2 separate regions of the Homo sapiens genome follow, and region 2 is linked to region 1. Evidence: chromatin contacts called from ENCODE Hi-C or POLR2A ChIA-PET data. All regions are on one chromosome and are shown on one strand. Each heading gives the region's core, a stretch centred on a gene start or an enhancer-like site at or near the end of the contact. The rest is flanking DNA. Distances are from core to core; before and after follow the strand shown. Region 1 overlaps ZBED5-AS1 (ZBED5 antisense RNA 1). Region 2 overlaps LOC107984309 (a long non-coding RNA gene).

Region 1 (7,697 bases), core at 2,822-5,321:
TCATATAGTTTTTTTGATGTAATGCAACTGTTAATGTAATATATTAATTCAACTGGTACCATAACAATCAATGAGTGGTAGGAAACTCCCTATTCCATTTTATTTGTTCACTTTCATCAACATTTCTTTTTTTAATTGGGCATCCAATTTAGTAATGCCTTTTGCCAGATAATGGAGATAACATTATTCTTTATCTGAGGTGGGAAGATTGCTTGAGTCCACGAGTTTGAGACCAGCCTGGATGTCTTAGCAAAACCTCATCTCTACAAAAAATACAAAAATTAGCCAGGCATGGTGGTGTGTGCCTGTAGTCCCAGCTACCCAGGTGGCTGAGGCGGGAGGATTGCTTGAGCCTGGGAGGCAGAGGTTGCAGTGAGCCGAGAACAGGCTGCTGCACTCCAGCCTGGGCAACAGAGTGAGATTGTCTAAAAACAAACAAACAAACAAACAAACAAAAAACAAAAGTTATTATTGATATGTGAGAACTTATTTCTGTCATTTTGTTGTTTTCTGCTTGTCTGTATATCCTTGGTCCCTTTCTTCCTCTTTTACTGTTTACCATTGAGGTTTAGTGGATTTCTGTAGCAGTAATGTTTGACTTCTTTCTCTTTCTTATTTATATATCTACTGTACCAGTTTTACATTTGCATGGGTTTGCTTGTTGGCAAATATTGTCCTTTTGCTTTCAGATATAGGACTGACTTAAGCCTGTCTTGTAGGACCAGTCTAGTGGTGATGAATTCCCTCAGTTTTTGCTTGTCTGGCATTTTATTTCTCTTCATTTTCGAAGGATATCTTTGCTAGGTTTAGTATTTTTGGCTGGTAGTGTTTTTCTCTCAGCACTTTAAACATACCATTGTATTCTCTTCTGGCCTGTAAAGTTTCTGCTGAGAAATCTGCTGTTTGTCTGATGGGGATTCCCGTATACATGACTTGATGCTTTTATCTTGCTCTTTTTAGAATTCTCTTTGTCTTTGACTTTTGATAGTTTGACTATAATATGTCTTGAAGAAGACCTTTTTGGGTTGAATCTATTTGAGGATCTCTGAGCTGTATCTGGGATGTCTAAATCTCTTGCCAGACTTGGGAAGTTGTCAGCTATTATTTTGTTAAATAGATTTCCTATGCCTTTGCTCGTTTCTCTTCCTTCTGAAACTCCCAGAATTTGAACATTTGGTCACTTTGTGGTGTTCTATATGTTATGTAGGCTTTCTTCATTTTTTTTTTCCGAGTTGTCTTCAAGTTCAGAAATTCCCTCCCCTTCCCCTTCCCCTTACCCCTCCCCTTCCTCTTTCTTTCGTTCTTTCTTTCTTTCTCTCTCTTTCTCTCTTTCCTTCCTTCCTTCCTTTCTTTTTTTCTGAGATGGAGTCTTACTTTATCACCCAGGCTAGAGTGCAGTGGTGCAATCTCAGCTCACTGCAACCCCCGCCTCCTGGGTTCAAGTGATTCTCCTGCCTCAGCCTCCTGAGTAGCTGGGACTACAGGTGTGTGCCACCACGCCCAGCTAATTTTTGTATTTTTAGTAGAGACATGGTTTCACCATGTTGGCCCAGCTGGTCTCGAATTCCTTACCTCAAGTGATCTGCTCACCTCGGTCTCCCAAAGTGTTAGGACTACAGGCATGAGCCAATGTGCCCAGCCAGAAATTATTTCTTACGCCTAATCTAGTCTATTGTTGAAGTTGTCTATAGTATTTTTTATTTTATTCATCAAATTCTTCAGTTCCAGGATTTCTGTTTGTTTTTTCTTTTTTCTTTTTTTTTGAGACGGAGTCTCGCTCTGTCGCCCAGGCTGGAGTGCAGTGGCGCGATCTCGGCTCACTGCAAGCTCCGTCTCCCGGGTTCATGCCATTCTCCTGCCTCAGCCTCCTGAGTAGCTGGGACTACAGGCGCCCGCCACCACACCTGGCTAATTTTTTTGTATTTTTTAGTAGAGACGGGGTTTCACCATGTTAGCCAGGGTGGTCTTGATCTCCTGACCTCGTGATCCGTCCGCCTCGGCCTGCCAAAGTGCTGGGATTACTTTGGCGTGAGCCACCGCACCCGGCCACCTGTTTGTTTTTTATTAAATGATATCTATTGCATTGTTGAATTTTTCATTCAGATCATAAATTGTTTCTTTGATTTCTATTTTTTACCTGTGTTCTTTTGTAACTCACTGAGTTTCTCTGTTCTTTTCAAGCATTTCATAAATTTCCTTTTCTTTCAGATCTGTTATCAGAGAATTATTGTGTTCCTTTGGAGGTGTCATGTTTTGTGTTTGTGTGTGTGGTTTGAGACAGGGTCTATCTTTATCACCCAGGCTAGAGTGCATAGTTCGCTGCAGCCTCAAAGTCTTGGGCTCAAGGGATCCATCTGCCTCAGTCCCCCAAGTAGCTAGGACTATGGGCATACACTACCAGGCCTGGCTACGTTTTTATTTTTCATAGTGATAGGGTCTTGCTATGTTGCCCAGGCTGGTCTCCAACTCCTGGCCGTAAGCAATTCCCCTTGTTGCCTTATTAAGCACTTACTTATCTGTCAGGCACTTTATTTTATTTTATTATTAATTTTTGAGATGAAGTCTCGCTCCGTCGCCTAGTTTGGAGTATAGTGGCATGATCTTGGCTCACTGTAACCCTGCCTTCTGGGTTCAAGCAATTCTCATGCCTCAGTCTCCCGAGTAGCTGGGATTACAGGCATGCATCACCATGCTCGGCTAATTTTTTGTGTTTTTAGTAGAGACAGTGTTTCACCATGTTGATCTTGAACTCCTGACCTCAGGTGATCTGCCCCCCTCAGACTCCCAAAGTGCTGGGATTACAGGTGTGAGCCACCACACCCAGCCTCCAGTGCCTTTAAGTAATTTTAATTTTTTTTCCAGATTTTATTATTGTTATCTAAATGAGGGTTAGTATAACCAAGGTACTCTGCCAGTATGGGCAGATGAAAGTCCCTAGTTACTGAATTTTGTGTGTTGATCTTTTTTTAAAAGTTTTAATTTTAAAACATTTAAATAGTTTTTGGAGTACAGGACAAGTTCTTTAGTGGTGATTTCTGGGATTTGGTGCATCTGCCACCTGAGCAGTGTACATTGTAACAAATATGTAGTCTTTTATCTCCCTCCCACCCTTCCCCCACCCCAAGTCTCAAAATTCTGTTAATTCATTCTTATGCCTTTGTATCCTCCTAGCTTAGCTCCTCCCCACTTATAAGTGAGAACATGTGATATTTAGTTTTCCATTCCTGAGTTACCTACCTTAGAATAATGGCCTCCAGCTTCATCTGAGTTGCTACAAAAGACATTATTTCATTTTTTTTTTATGGTTGAGTAGTATTCCATGGTGTATATATACACCATATTTCTTTATCCACTGGTTGGTTGATGGGTACTTAGGTTGGTTCCACATTTTTGCAGTTGCGAGTTGTGCTGCTATAAATGTGTGTACATGTGTCTTTTTCATATAATGACTTGTTTTCCTTTGGGTAGATACCCAGTAGTGGGATTGCTGGATTGAATGGTAGTTCTATTTTTAGTTCTTTAAGGAATCTCCATACTGTTTTCCTTAATGGTTGTACGAGTTTACATTACCACCAGCAGTGTAAAAGTGTTCCCTTTTGACCATACCCACACCAACATCTATTGATTTTTAACTTTTAAATTATGCCCATTCTTGCAGGATTAAAGTGGTATCTCATTGTGGTTTTAATTTGTGTTTTCCTGATAATTAGTGATGTTGAACATTTTCTCATATGTTTATTGCCTCCTTTTTTTTTTTTTTTGAGACAGGGTTTTGCTCTGTTACTCAAGCTGGAGTGCAGTGGTGTGATCTCAGCTCAGTGCAACCTCTGCTTTCTGGGCTCAAGTGATCCTCTAGCCTCAGCCTCCTGAGTAGTTGGGACTACACGTATGAGCCACCATACCTGGCTAATTTTTGTACAGATAGGTTTTCACCTTGTTGCCCAGGCTGGTCTTGAACTCCTGAGCTCAAAGTGACTCACCTACCTCAGCCTCCAAAAGTGCTGGGATTACAGGCTACCACGCCCAGCCTGTATATCCTCTTTTGAGAATTTTCTATTCGTGTTCCTTGCCCATTTTTCAATAGGCTTATTTTTTTTTCTTTGTTTGAGTTCCTTATAGATTCTGGTTATTAGTCCTTTGTTGGATGCATAGTTTGCAAATATTTTCTCCCACTCTGTGAGTTGTCTGCTTACTATGTTGATTATTTCTTTTGCTATGCAGAAGCTCTTTGTTTAATTAGGTCCCATTTATTTATTCTTGTTTTGTTGCATTTGCTTTTGGGTTCTTAGTCATGAATTCCTTGCCTAAGCCAATGTCTAGAAGGGTTTTTCTGATGTTATCCTCTAGAATTTTTATTCAGATCTTAGATTTAAGTCTTTGATCCATCTTGAATTGATTTTTGTGTAAGCTGAGAGATGAGGATCCAGTTTCATTCTCTATAGGTGGCTTGCCAGTTTCCCCAGCTCCATTTATTGAATAGAGTATCCTTTCCCCAGTTTGTGTTTTTGTATGCTTTGTCAAAGATCAGTTGGCTGTAAGCATTTGGTCTTATTTTTGGATTCTCTGTTCTGTTCCATTGGTCTACATGCCTATTTTTATACCAGTAACATGCTGTTTTGGTAACTGTAGTCTCATAGTATAATTTGAAGTCAGGCAGTGTGATGCCTCCAGATTTGTTCTTTTTGCTTAGTATTGCTTTGCCTGTATGGGCTCTTTTTTGGTGCCATATGAATTTAAGAATTGTTTTTTCTAGTTTTGTGAAGAATGATGATGGCATTTTGGTGGGAATTGCATTGAATCTGTAAATTGCCTTAGGCAGTATGGTCATTTTCACAATATTGATTCTACTCATTCATGAGTATGGCATGTGTTTCCATTTGTTTGTGTTATCTATGACTTCCTTCAGCAATGTTTTATAGTTTTCCTTGTACAGATCTTTCACCTCCTTGGTTAAGTATATTCCTGAGTATTGTATTGTATTTTGCAGCTGTTGTAACAGGGATTGAGTTCTTGATTTGATTCTCAGCTTGGTTGTTGGTGTATAGCAGTGCTACTGATTTGTGTACATTGATTTTGTATCCAAAGAGTGTACTGAATTCGTTTATCAGATCTAGGAGATTTTTGGATGAGTCTTTAGGGTTTTCTAGTTATATGATCATACTGTCAGTGAACAGCAACAGTTTGATTTCCTGTATTTCTATTTGGATGCCCTTTATTTCTTTCTCTTGTCTGATTTCTTTAGCCAGGCCTTCCAGTAGTATGTTGAATAGAAGCAGTGAAAATGGCATCTTTGTCTTGTTCCAGTTCTCGGGGGAATGCTTTCAACTTTTCCCCATTCAGTATTATGTTCAGTGTGAGTTTGTCGTCTATGGCTTTTATTGCTTTGAGTTATGTCCCTTCTATGTTGAGAGTTTTTATCATAAAGTGATACTGGATTTTCTAAAATGCTTTTTCTGCTTTTTTGTTTTTAATTCTGTTTCTGTAGTATATCACATTTACTGACTTGTATACATTAAATCATTCCTGCATCTCTGGTATGAAACCCACTTGATCATGATGTATTATCTTTTGATATGTGATTGGATTTAGTTAGCTAGTTTTTTGTTTTTGTTTTTTAGGATTTTTGCATCTATGTCTATCAGGGATACTGGTCTGTAGTTTTCTTTTGTTAAGTCGTCTCCTGGTTTTGGTATTTGGATGATACTGGCTTCACAGAATGACTTAGGGAGGATTCCCTTTTTCTCCACTTTTGGAATAGTTTCAGTAGGATTGGTACCAATTCTTCTTTGAATGTCTGATAGAATTCAATTGTGAATCCATCTGGTCCTGGACTTATTTTTGTTGCAATTTTTAAAAATTACTGATTCATTGTTACTGCTTGTTATTGGTCTGTTCCAGGTTTCTATTTCTTCCTGATTGAATCTAGGAGGGTTGTATATTTCCACAAATTTGTGTGTTGATCTTGTATTTGCCCATTCTTTACTAAATATCTTATTAGTTCTAAAATTTCAGCTGTAAATAATATTTCCCTTTCTCATGTTGGTACCTCTTAATTACTTTTCTTATCAAATCTCATTGTCTACAACTTATAGTCTAAACTTGGAGATGACACAGCAGGTATCCTTGTCTTGTTCCTGACTTTAGTAAGAATACTTCCAGTGTTTCATCATGAAAGCATGATATTTTAGGTAGGCTTCTAATAATTCTTCGTTAAGGAGTTTCTCTTTTTAAATTTAGAAATAAGTATTTAATCTTTACAATGCTGTTTTTAGCATTTACCAAGATGAACACATGATTTTCTCCTTCAATCTGAGTTTATGTAATTAATTACATTATACATTTCCCAATGTTGAGGCATCCTGACGTTCTTAGAATAAATCCTACTGGGTCATGATGAATTGATTTTTAAAAATATTATAATGTTAGATTTAATTAGGTAATACATATTTATAATTTTAAAATTCATATTTGTAATTGAGACTTGCCAGAGATTTCTTCTTTTGTTTTCATGGTCTATTGTCCTCCAGCTTTGACATCAGGTTTATGCTAATCTTTAACAGACACTTAGCCTGCCAACTTGATGTAATCCACAGTAATGTCTCCCTGTAAGATTTCTGAAGAGATTGGTGTGAGGTAGATATTATTATCATCATTTTTTTTCAGATGTGGTAACTGAGGCACATTGAGAATTATAGTGTCTAACGTTTATGATATAAGTCAGTGACTAGCAAACTACTTCTTATTTATGAAAATACTACAATTATTCTTTTAATTTCTGGGGTTGAGAGGAGGGCAAAGAATTATTACTCCTGTGATCCTCTCCAGCTACTCAAACTAATATTGTTGTTTATTTCTGTTTCTCTCTGTTTTTACTAGGCTAGGAATTATCTGTGAATGTAGGACCACTGGATTTGCAGTCTTCATCTGACACTGTGGAGAGTTTCTAGGAATGAAACAGATATATGGCCTTGGGTCCCCTTTTTTTTTCTTTTTTTTTTTTTTAATAGAGACGAGCATCTCACTATGTTGCCTAGGGTAGTCTTGAACTCCTGGCCTCAAGCAATCCCCACCCGACTCCGCCTCTCGAAGTGATGGGATTACAGGCATAAACCACCACGCCTGGCCAGAAGGTGCTTTAACACCAAATCTGAAAATTGTTCAGAAGAGAAACATTGAGCATGAACACCATCTGTGCGAGTCATTTACTTATTGCCCCTCACCTCTAAATCTACCTTCTGTACTCTTCTTCCCTGTAATGATGGGGCTAGTTGTCCTCAAACTGTTTCTCAGACTTCTTTTTAAGCTTGCTTCCTGTTCAGTTCTGCCAATAGGGGTCACTAGAGAGAGACTGGGAGGCAGAAGGAGAGAATATGCTTCCTGTTTTTTCTGTTCTTGTTAATGTTGCTTACAGGACCAGCAATGCTTCTTCACCTAGAGACACTTCTCCCAGCAGTGGCAGTGCCACTTCAGCTTCTTTCAGCACTACTGGAATCAGCCTCAGTGATTCCCCCTGTACCCGCTCAGAGATTATCCACAGCAGCCAGATGGTTCTACCTTCCACAAAGATTGTGGTTGCAATTCTGGGCTTCTAAGTTCTGGTTACTTCATATTTTTCCTTTTGTTCCTCCAGCCCTAGAGGTGGTAGCTGCTTTCTGAAGTTATTATTTCTAGATGACTTTTGGTTTTTCAGCCTTTGT
Region 2 (7,697 bases), core at 3,778-6,277, 51 kb after region 1:
AACAAAAAAGTAGTTCAAGGCCACTTAGCCAGTAAGTAGGGGATTATAATTATCTGGGATTATAATTTAGGTCTGTCTGATTTCAAATGCATGCGCTTTGTAATACTTTGTCCTCTTAGGAACGTCAGCAACATCTTCAAAAAGAAGGCCCGGCTTTGGGACACACATCTCCTTCTAGTTCTGTGTCAGCGCGGGTTCTTCAGATTCTCTGGGGCTGTTTTTCTCAGTCAACACATCAAATGCATCATTGTAGTTTGTCCTTGGTAGGACTTCCTGCTTCCCATCTACCTGGAGTCAATTCTCCTGTTGTGGCAATTGTTCTACGAAAGTGTCCACTGTGATGTCCTCCTCATAAGATACATATTTTGGCCCATCATTTGTAAGCATAACAGTATCACTGCATTAGGGATGTCTTCTTGCAAATATTTGATGCTCTGCCCATGTTTCAGTGCAAAATAGGTCCAAAGAACATTATCTTGGACAACTGTGTAGGTCTTGATAACGTGTAAGCTTCTCATCTGTGTGCATTTGGTGTTTGGGCATCATATTCTAGGAAAAGGAGACTAAGATTTATTGAGAACCTACTGTGTGTCAGGCACTGTTCTGAGCATTTTAATGTATTTTTATCCTCCTTTATTCTTCATAACAGCCCCTTTGAAGGAGGAGCTGTTATTCAGGGGTATAATTGTCGAATCAAATGGGATAATAAGAGTCAAAAATAGATTTCTGAATAGGATAATAACTATGATAATTACTCTCATGGAGAGTTTTTCAGCTTCTGCAGGATGTTTATAATTTCTAAAAGGTGTGTTTGACCATCCCTGCAATATTTGGAAATAGGTGTTGAACTTGAGAGCATATCATTTAGGATTCTCTTGTATGTGAGCCATGGAAAACTTAGCTCATCTTGGCTTAAGTTAAAAAAAAAAAGGTGGGGGCAATTTATTGGGTTGTGCAACTAAAAAGTACAGGAATAGTATAGCTTCAGGTATGTTTTGATCAGGGAATTAAATGATGTCACTAGATCCAAATCTCATTCTATTTCTTGGCACTAGTTCTCCCTAGATTGATATTGATGTCACCTTCAGGCTGTTAAGTGGTAGTGAGAAGGCTTCTGGCAGTGCCAGCCTTTTGTCTTTCTTGATTTAAGTCCAGTAGGAAAGATCATGTGTTTCTCTCTCAGCAGTTCCACAAAAACTTTATTGCATTTCATTGGCTGTGATTAGAGCAAACGCTATTCCTTAAGCAATCCCTATGTTAGGGACTGTGATGCTGTGATCGGTCAGGCTTGACTTAATGTCCATCCCTGGAATTAGGGCTTCCTTTGTATGTGGACTTCTTTTTTTTTCCTTCTTCCAACTTTGCTGGAGTATGTTTGACAAGTAGAAATTGTATATATTTAAGGTTTACAGCTTCATGTTTTGTTTTTTTTTTTCTTTTTTTGAGATGGAGTCTTGCTCCGTTGTCAGCTTGGAGTGCGGTGGCGCGATCTCGGCTCGCTGCAACCTCCAACTCCCTGGTTTAAGCGATTCTCCTGCCTCAGCCTCCCAGGTAGCTGGGATTACAGACAAGCACCACCACACTCAGCTAGTTTTGTATTTTTAGTAGAGACAGGGTTTCACCATGTTGGCCAGGATGGTCTCAATCTCCCGACCTCGTGATCCGCCCACCTTGGCTTCCCAAAGTGCTGGGATTACAGGCGTGAGCCACTGTGCCCAGCCCTCATGTTTTTATATATACGTATAATGAAATAACCACCACAATCAAACTAGTTAATGTAGTTATCTTTTTTTTGTGATGAGAATACTTTAAGATCTACCATCTCAGCAAATTCCAAGTATACAAAACAGCATTGCTAACAATAGTCACCATGCTATACATTAGATCTCCAGAGCTTATTTATCTTGCATAACTGAAACTTAGTAACTTTAATCATCATCTACCCATTTCCCCCTCCCACTAGCCTTGGTAACTACCATTCTACTCTCTGCTTGTATGAGTTCAACTAATTTAGATTCCACATGTAAGTGAGATCATGCAGTATTTGTCTTTCTGCATTTGGCTTATTTCACTTAGCATAATGTCTTCCAGATTCATCCATGTTGTTGTAAATGGCAGGATTTCCTTGTATTTATGCAAATAAACATCTTTTATGTGCAAAATTGGGACAGTATAATGTATACTATATAGCTTTTTAAAATCTAACAATACATTGTGAATAATTTGCCATGTTTTTAGATATTATTATATGTGATTATTAATGACTGTGTGGTATTCTCCAGTGGATATACTACAATTTACTTACACGTGCCCCTACTTCTTTTCTGTCACATAAAAATAATATCATAATGGACATGTTTGTGGACAGCTACAATTAATTCTTTTTTTTTTTTTTTGAGTCGGAATCTCACTCTGTCACCCAAGGTGGATGAACTGTTTTTCAGTTCATCACCAAAGGTGGGGTTGTTTTGGAAGTCTGAATAATCTAGGATTAGCTGGGATGGCCTATTTGGTCTTAGTGGGTAAACACAGAAGTCAGTTGCCTGTTCTGGCCAAGCTTGTTCTGGCCGAGTTCTATTTTTATTTTTATTTTTTTGAGATAGGGTCTTACTCTGTCGCCCAACTGGAATGCAGTGGCACAATCTCGGCTCACTGCAACCTCTGCCTCCCGGATTCAAGCAAGTCTTGTGCCTCGGCCTCCCTAGTAGCTGGGAGTACAGGCACGTACCACCACGCCCGGCTATTTGTATTTTGTATTTTTAGTAGAGATGGGGTTTCATCATGTTGGCCAGGCTGGTCTTGAACTTCTGACTTCAGGTGATCCATGCACCTTGGCCTCCCAAAGTGTTGGGATTACAGGCGTGAGCCACCGTGCACAGCCATGGCCAAGTTCTGTGAGCACTCTCAAGCTCCTTTACCTCTCTGGGGAAGAAATTGGAGTGTTTCCCTGTTGGAGTGGGCAGTCTCAGCAGGCAGGCTTTCGCTATCCTTAATAAGAATACTTAAAGTGTAAGTGAATATAATTGCTGGAGAAGGAGAATTTATTACAGAAATCTTGCACCTCTTTCATGTTCCACCTGTTGAAGAAGTAGAGCTTCTGGAAGGGTGCACATAGATGTGGTGTGACTTCAGCACAAGGGTCAGTCACAATTGTCTGCCTCATTCATTTCCCATGAGAAGGAAAAAAATTCAAGGAATGTTAGGAGGTGTTTGGGAATTTCTCCATAGCCCTCCAGGCCTTCTATATCAGATTAAGCTGGTAACTGAAGAAACACAAACCACTTTTATATGAATTATGATGGCTCTAGAAATATTGCTATTACTGAGTCATTCAAAGGTATAGCCAAAGAGCAATTCCAGGCAGGTGAAAATGAGAAGTTTTGGATTACTCCACTGTTTGAAGTTCCCTTGGGATAAATGCCGAGCATGGTGTCAACAGCAGTGTGACTTGGCCCTGTGCTCTGGACTTTGCATTATCCAGGCCCCAAGAGCCCAGCTCTGCAACCCAGAGCTCCCTGCAAATATGATCTGTTGGTAAAAGGGAACCTACACGGGCGACAGACGGAGCAGCCTCCAGAATAAGTCCTTGCTTGCCTTCAAAATCCTCATGCTAAGGGCAGGACTTCTGCGCTATTTATTCTAAATCCCCAGCACCTGCCACAGCCCTGGCCTACAGTAGGTATCAACATCTGCTAGAAGGATGAACAGATGGATGAGTGAGCTGGCTAGACCAGTTCCAGCTGTCTCCAGTACTGGCGGCCTGGTGTTCATGAGTGTGCAGAGCTGTCCCTTAGCAATGAAAGACAGCATGACAAAGGCTGCTGTGGACTGCAGAGGCTACCAGCTGGAGATTTGGAGTCAGCCACATCTGGGTACTAATTTTGCTCTGTCACTTGTTAGTTGTGTGACCTTGGGCCAGTCATTTGATCTCTGAGCTTCTGTTTCCTCACATATAAAATGAGCATAATAAAATCTACCTCACTTGGCTATTGGGAGAATGAAATCAGATAATGCCTGTAGAATGTTTAGCTACGTACCTGGCACACAGTGAATGCTCAACAAATGGGTCTGTCTGGGATTCTATACATTTTTTTTTGAGACAGGGTCTCACTCTGTCACCCAGGCTGGAGTGCAGTGGCGCCATCTAGGCTCACTGTAGCCTGTGCCTCCTGGGTTCGAGTGATTCTCATGTCTCAGCTTCCCAAGTAGCTGGGATTACAGGCGTGCGTCACCACGCCCGGCTCATTTTTTTCTATTTTTTTGTAGAGACAGGGTTTCACCATGTTGGCCAGGTGGGTCTTGAACCCCTGACCTCAAATGATCCACCTGCCTCAGCCTTCCAAAGTGCTGGGATTACAGGCATGAGCCACCGCTCCTGGCCTTGATTCTATACAATTATAGATGCAATGCTGTAGGCTAGAGAGTTAGCTTGGGAGGAACTGCACTCATCACTGTGTCTAGAGGAGGTGATATTATAGGTTCTGGAGCCTGCAATGTCAGCCGGTGTGGTGGTCAGTGCTTAGTATTGTCCTGGAAGGGGTGTAAGTCATGAATCACGAGTGAACGGCTCAGAGGTCACATGTGTGGGGACAAGGTAAGGGCAAGGCTGTTATGAGGTCACAATGCTAGATTCTCAGGATGAGAGTTATGGCTGAGTTTATAGAAGATGAGGGATGGAACGGACCTTATTTGGCTCTAGTCTGGGCCTTGAATTTGATGGGGCTTCCTTATGAATCAAGGTATATTTCTAGTCCACAGGGATGGACTCTCCCTGCCAAGTGCCTTCATGGGAACCATGTGACAGTTAAATTTGATTCATGCAAGATGCTTCTCTGGGCAAATTTCATTGTGAGTTCTACATGCCAGGAATTCCTACAATCTGTCATCTGAGAAAGCCCCCAGAATGCTGAGACAGGAGCCAAGCTCTGCCCTGTATGCCAGAGGGGTGATGATTCTGTTTGTGAAAATTTAGTTGCTCAGAAATGACTGATGGTGCTGTGACTGATTACTGAATTATACCTTTGGCAATTAGTCATTCACTCAACAAACATTTATTTCTCTTCTTTGCTTTCCTCTCAGATGAAACCATAGCAGTCAGAGACCATACATTGGAGCCCACAATGTGTCAGAAGCATGGCATGCTCTGTGCAGCCTTTTTCATCCTGTTTGCTTCCATATACAAAGTGTCTCTGCATATGAGTCCCAGGAGGTTTGGTGACTTTTTAATATTCCCCAGAGCTACCTTTCAAAGCAGCGAGGTTACTTGAGTTCCAGCCTAGAGGCTGGATTCAATGCTGAGCAGCAACTCTAGAGAGAAGATGCAGACTGCAGCTGTTGTTTAGCATCTTTGAGCATTAACTATTCTCACTCTCAGAAAATGGAGTATTTAGAGAGCAGTCACTGGAGGAGGCCAAAGGTTTTAGCAAGAGAACTGTTTTACATTCAACAGCTATTAAACAAGTCGCACCCTTCTTCCTGCAGTCTTTAAGTATGGTCACTCAGTGGAGCTCATGGGAATAAATACACTTGGAGGAGATCAAATCCCAGTGTTCCTGGTCTATGGGGCATGAGTTCCCCAGTTACTCTTTCTCCAAGCACTCAGCAAGGTGTGGTGATTCTGAGCTCTGAACTGGAGGTTAGGATATTGAAGTTCAAAATTCCAGCTCTGCCACTTACCTGCCAGTTGGCTCTGTCAGGGCTGTTGCTCCCTTGTTTACAGAACAAGGGCTGTCCCTAGAGTGACTCCCAGCTCCAGCGTTCTAGAAGACTGAGTTAGCTCTGAGTGTCATTTCAAATTCTGGAAACAAAGTAATGACTGTTAAAATTAGCATACTTTGGTAACTTTGAGCAAGGGTCACAGACATTGGCACTGGCTAGCAAAATCTCAGAGCTATGGAATTTCACTCAAGTGCGAAGTCCCCAGAACTACTTATTTGTCACTGATCTTTAATGTGAAATTCTTTGACAGATAATTTCATCATGTTTGACAGACTTTTATTAAACAAATGCTCTTTAAAATGATTAGCAAACTCTAGTCAATCTTTTTTTCATTTTTATTAATAGTAGTAAAAAATAGTACCAACTATTCAGTGTGTATGATATACTAAGCACTTTTTACACTGTAATAAGCATTACTTCATTAGAGCCTTCCAATAATCCTATCATTGTTTCCATTATTATTTATTTATCTATTTGAGACAGAGTCTCACTCTTACCCAGGCTGAAATGCAGTGGTGTGCTCTCGGCTCCACCTCCCGGGTTCAAGCCATTCTCCTGCCTCAGCTTCCCGAGTAGCTGGGATTACAGGTGCCCACCACCACACCCTGCTAATTTTTTGTATTTTTAGTAGAAACGGGGTTTCACCATGTTGGCCAGGCTGGTCTAGAACTCGGGACCTCATGTGATCTGCTCACCTCAGCCTCCCAAAGTGCTGGGATTACAGGCAAGAGCCACCATGCCCCACCCATTGTTCCCATTTTATAGATGAGAAACTTGAGGTTCAGAGGAATTCTGAGAGGTTCCCAAGGTCACATCATTAGTAAATGGAGGCAGTAGGATTTGAATCTGGCTCAGTTTAACTTCTGAATCTATGCTCTTTTCTTATGGCTAGAAATTCTAGTGTTTTGTATCACTTATGACCAGCATCATTATAATCAACCACACTTGCAAAGTGTCTGCTATGAGCAGAAGATAGAGGAGGAGAAATCAGACATGGTCCTTGCCTTTAAGATCTTCAAATCTAGAAGACAGAGCATGTCTGTAAATGATGCAACAACATAAAGCAATGAGTGGTGTTGATAGCAAGAACTGGAGGGGCTCAGAGGCAGGAAAAATCCCTGGGGATGCTAAAAAACTTTACTGACAAATTGGGACTTTATTTGGATTCTAATGAATGCGGGCTGAAAAAAATATGAGGCAAGCAGAAAGAAAAGGCCCTGGAGGAAGGAGAAGGATAAGAGCAAAGTCCTGAAGATGGGAGCGTAGTTGATATGTTCCAAGAACACTAGGCATGGCTGTTTGACATGAGTGGAGACTTTGGGGAGCAAGAGACTCATTTGGGAAGGAGACCTGGGCCTTGGGCACCAGTTAAGAATGCAGTCTCCTCCATGAAAATTAAGCAGGTGCACATACACTGGGTGTGTCTTCTTTGTAAGCAAGGACTTTGCTTACAAGGACGTGCTTACTTTGTAAGCAAGAAATCAATGACCTTTATAGAGATATTAAATTGTTTTTGCTACATAGAAATAGTGATTCAGATAGAGAAATTTTACTGATGAAAAAACAGCTACTGAGAGAACATTTGTAAATCCCATCGAACCCTCTTAATATTCACTTGGTCACACTGATGGAGCACACTAATGGGACTGCTTTCCACATCACCCAGGTTAAGTGCCTGTGCATTTACTTACAAGAACTGGGAGGAAATATATGGTGATTTAAAAAGCCAGGGTAGGCCAGGTAAAGTGGCTCATACCTGTAATTCCAGCGCTTTGGAAGGCCAAGGCAAGAGGATTGCTTGAGCCCAGAAGTTTGAGACCAGCCTGGGCAATATAGGGAGACCCTGTTTAAAACACACAAACCAACCAACCAAAAAAAAAAAAAAAAAAAGGCTAGGTGTGGTGGCACATGCTTGAGCCCAGGAGGTAGAGGCTGCAGTGAGCTCTGACTGGGCTGGGCCACTGTATTCCAGCCTGGGT

The links. A loop is a pair of places that touch in the nucleus more often than their neighbours do. ChIA-PET counts read pairs that join two places held with the same protein, here RNA polymerase II (POLR2A). Pooled maps may share reads with other maps.
Region 2: a map of CD14-positive monocyte shows a loop between it and region 1 (3-fold over the local background). The contact joins two enhancer-like sites. A Hi-C loop is called at or near these places in 14 of 168 maps with a recorded cell type or tissue (CD14-positive monocyte, Caco-2, Calu3 and 9 more) and 11 of 50 pooled maps. POLR2A ChIA-PET finds 5 or more read pairs at or near these places in 12 of 52 experiments (A549, AG04450, BJ and 8 more).

The regions. Positions count from the first base shown.
Region 1 is chr11:10,871,505-10,879,201 of GRCh38, forward strand. It overlaps ZBED5-AS1 (ZBED5 antisense RNA 1), which reads left to right. Exons shown (of 3, transcript NR_034137.1): 3 at 6,877-7,697. Among named protein-coding and RNA genes, the nearest start is that of ZBED5-AS1, 17 kb to the left of the region's middle. Within about 2 kb of position 4,072, at least 2 of the 41 ENCODE cell types and tissues checked have a DNase peak (open chromatin) inside an H3K27ac peak, as active enhancers do; they include PC-3, where a contact is called at or near this core.
Region 2 is chr11:10,922,035-10,929,731 of GRCh38, forward strand. It overlaps LOC107984309 (a long non-coding RNA gene), which reads right to left. Exons shown (of 3, transcript XR_007062590.1): 2 at 5,677-5,797. Among named protein-coding and RNA genes, the nearest start is that of ZBED5-AS1, 68 kb to the left of the region's middle. Within about 2 kb of position 5,028, at least 7 of the 41 ENCODE cell types and tissues checked have a DNase peak (open chromatin) inside an H3K27ac peak, as active enhancers do; they include PC-3, where a contact is called at or near this core.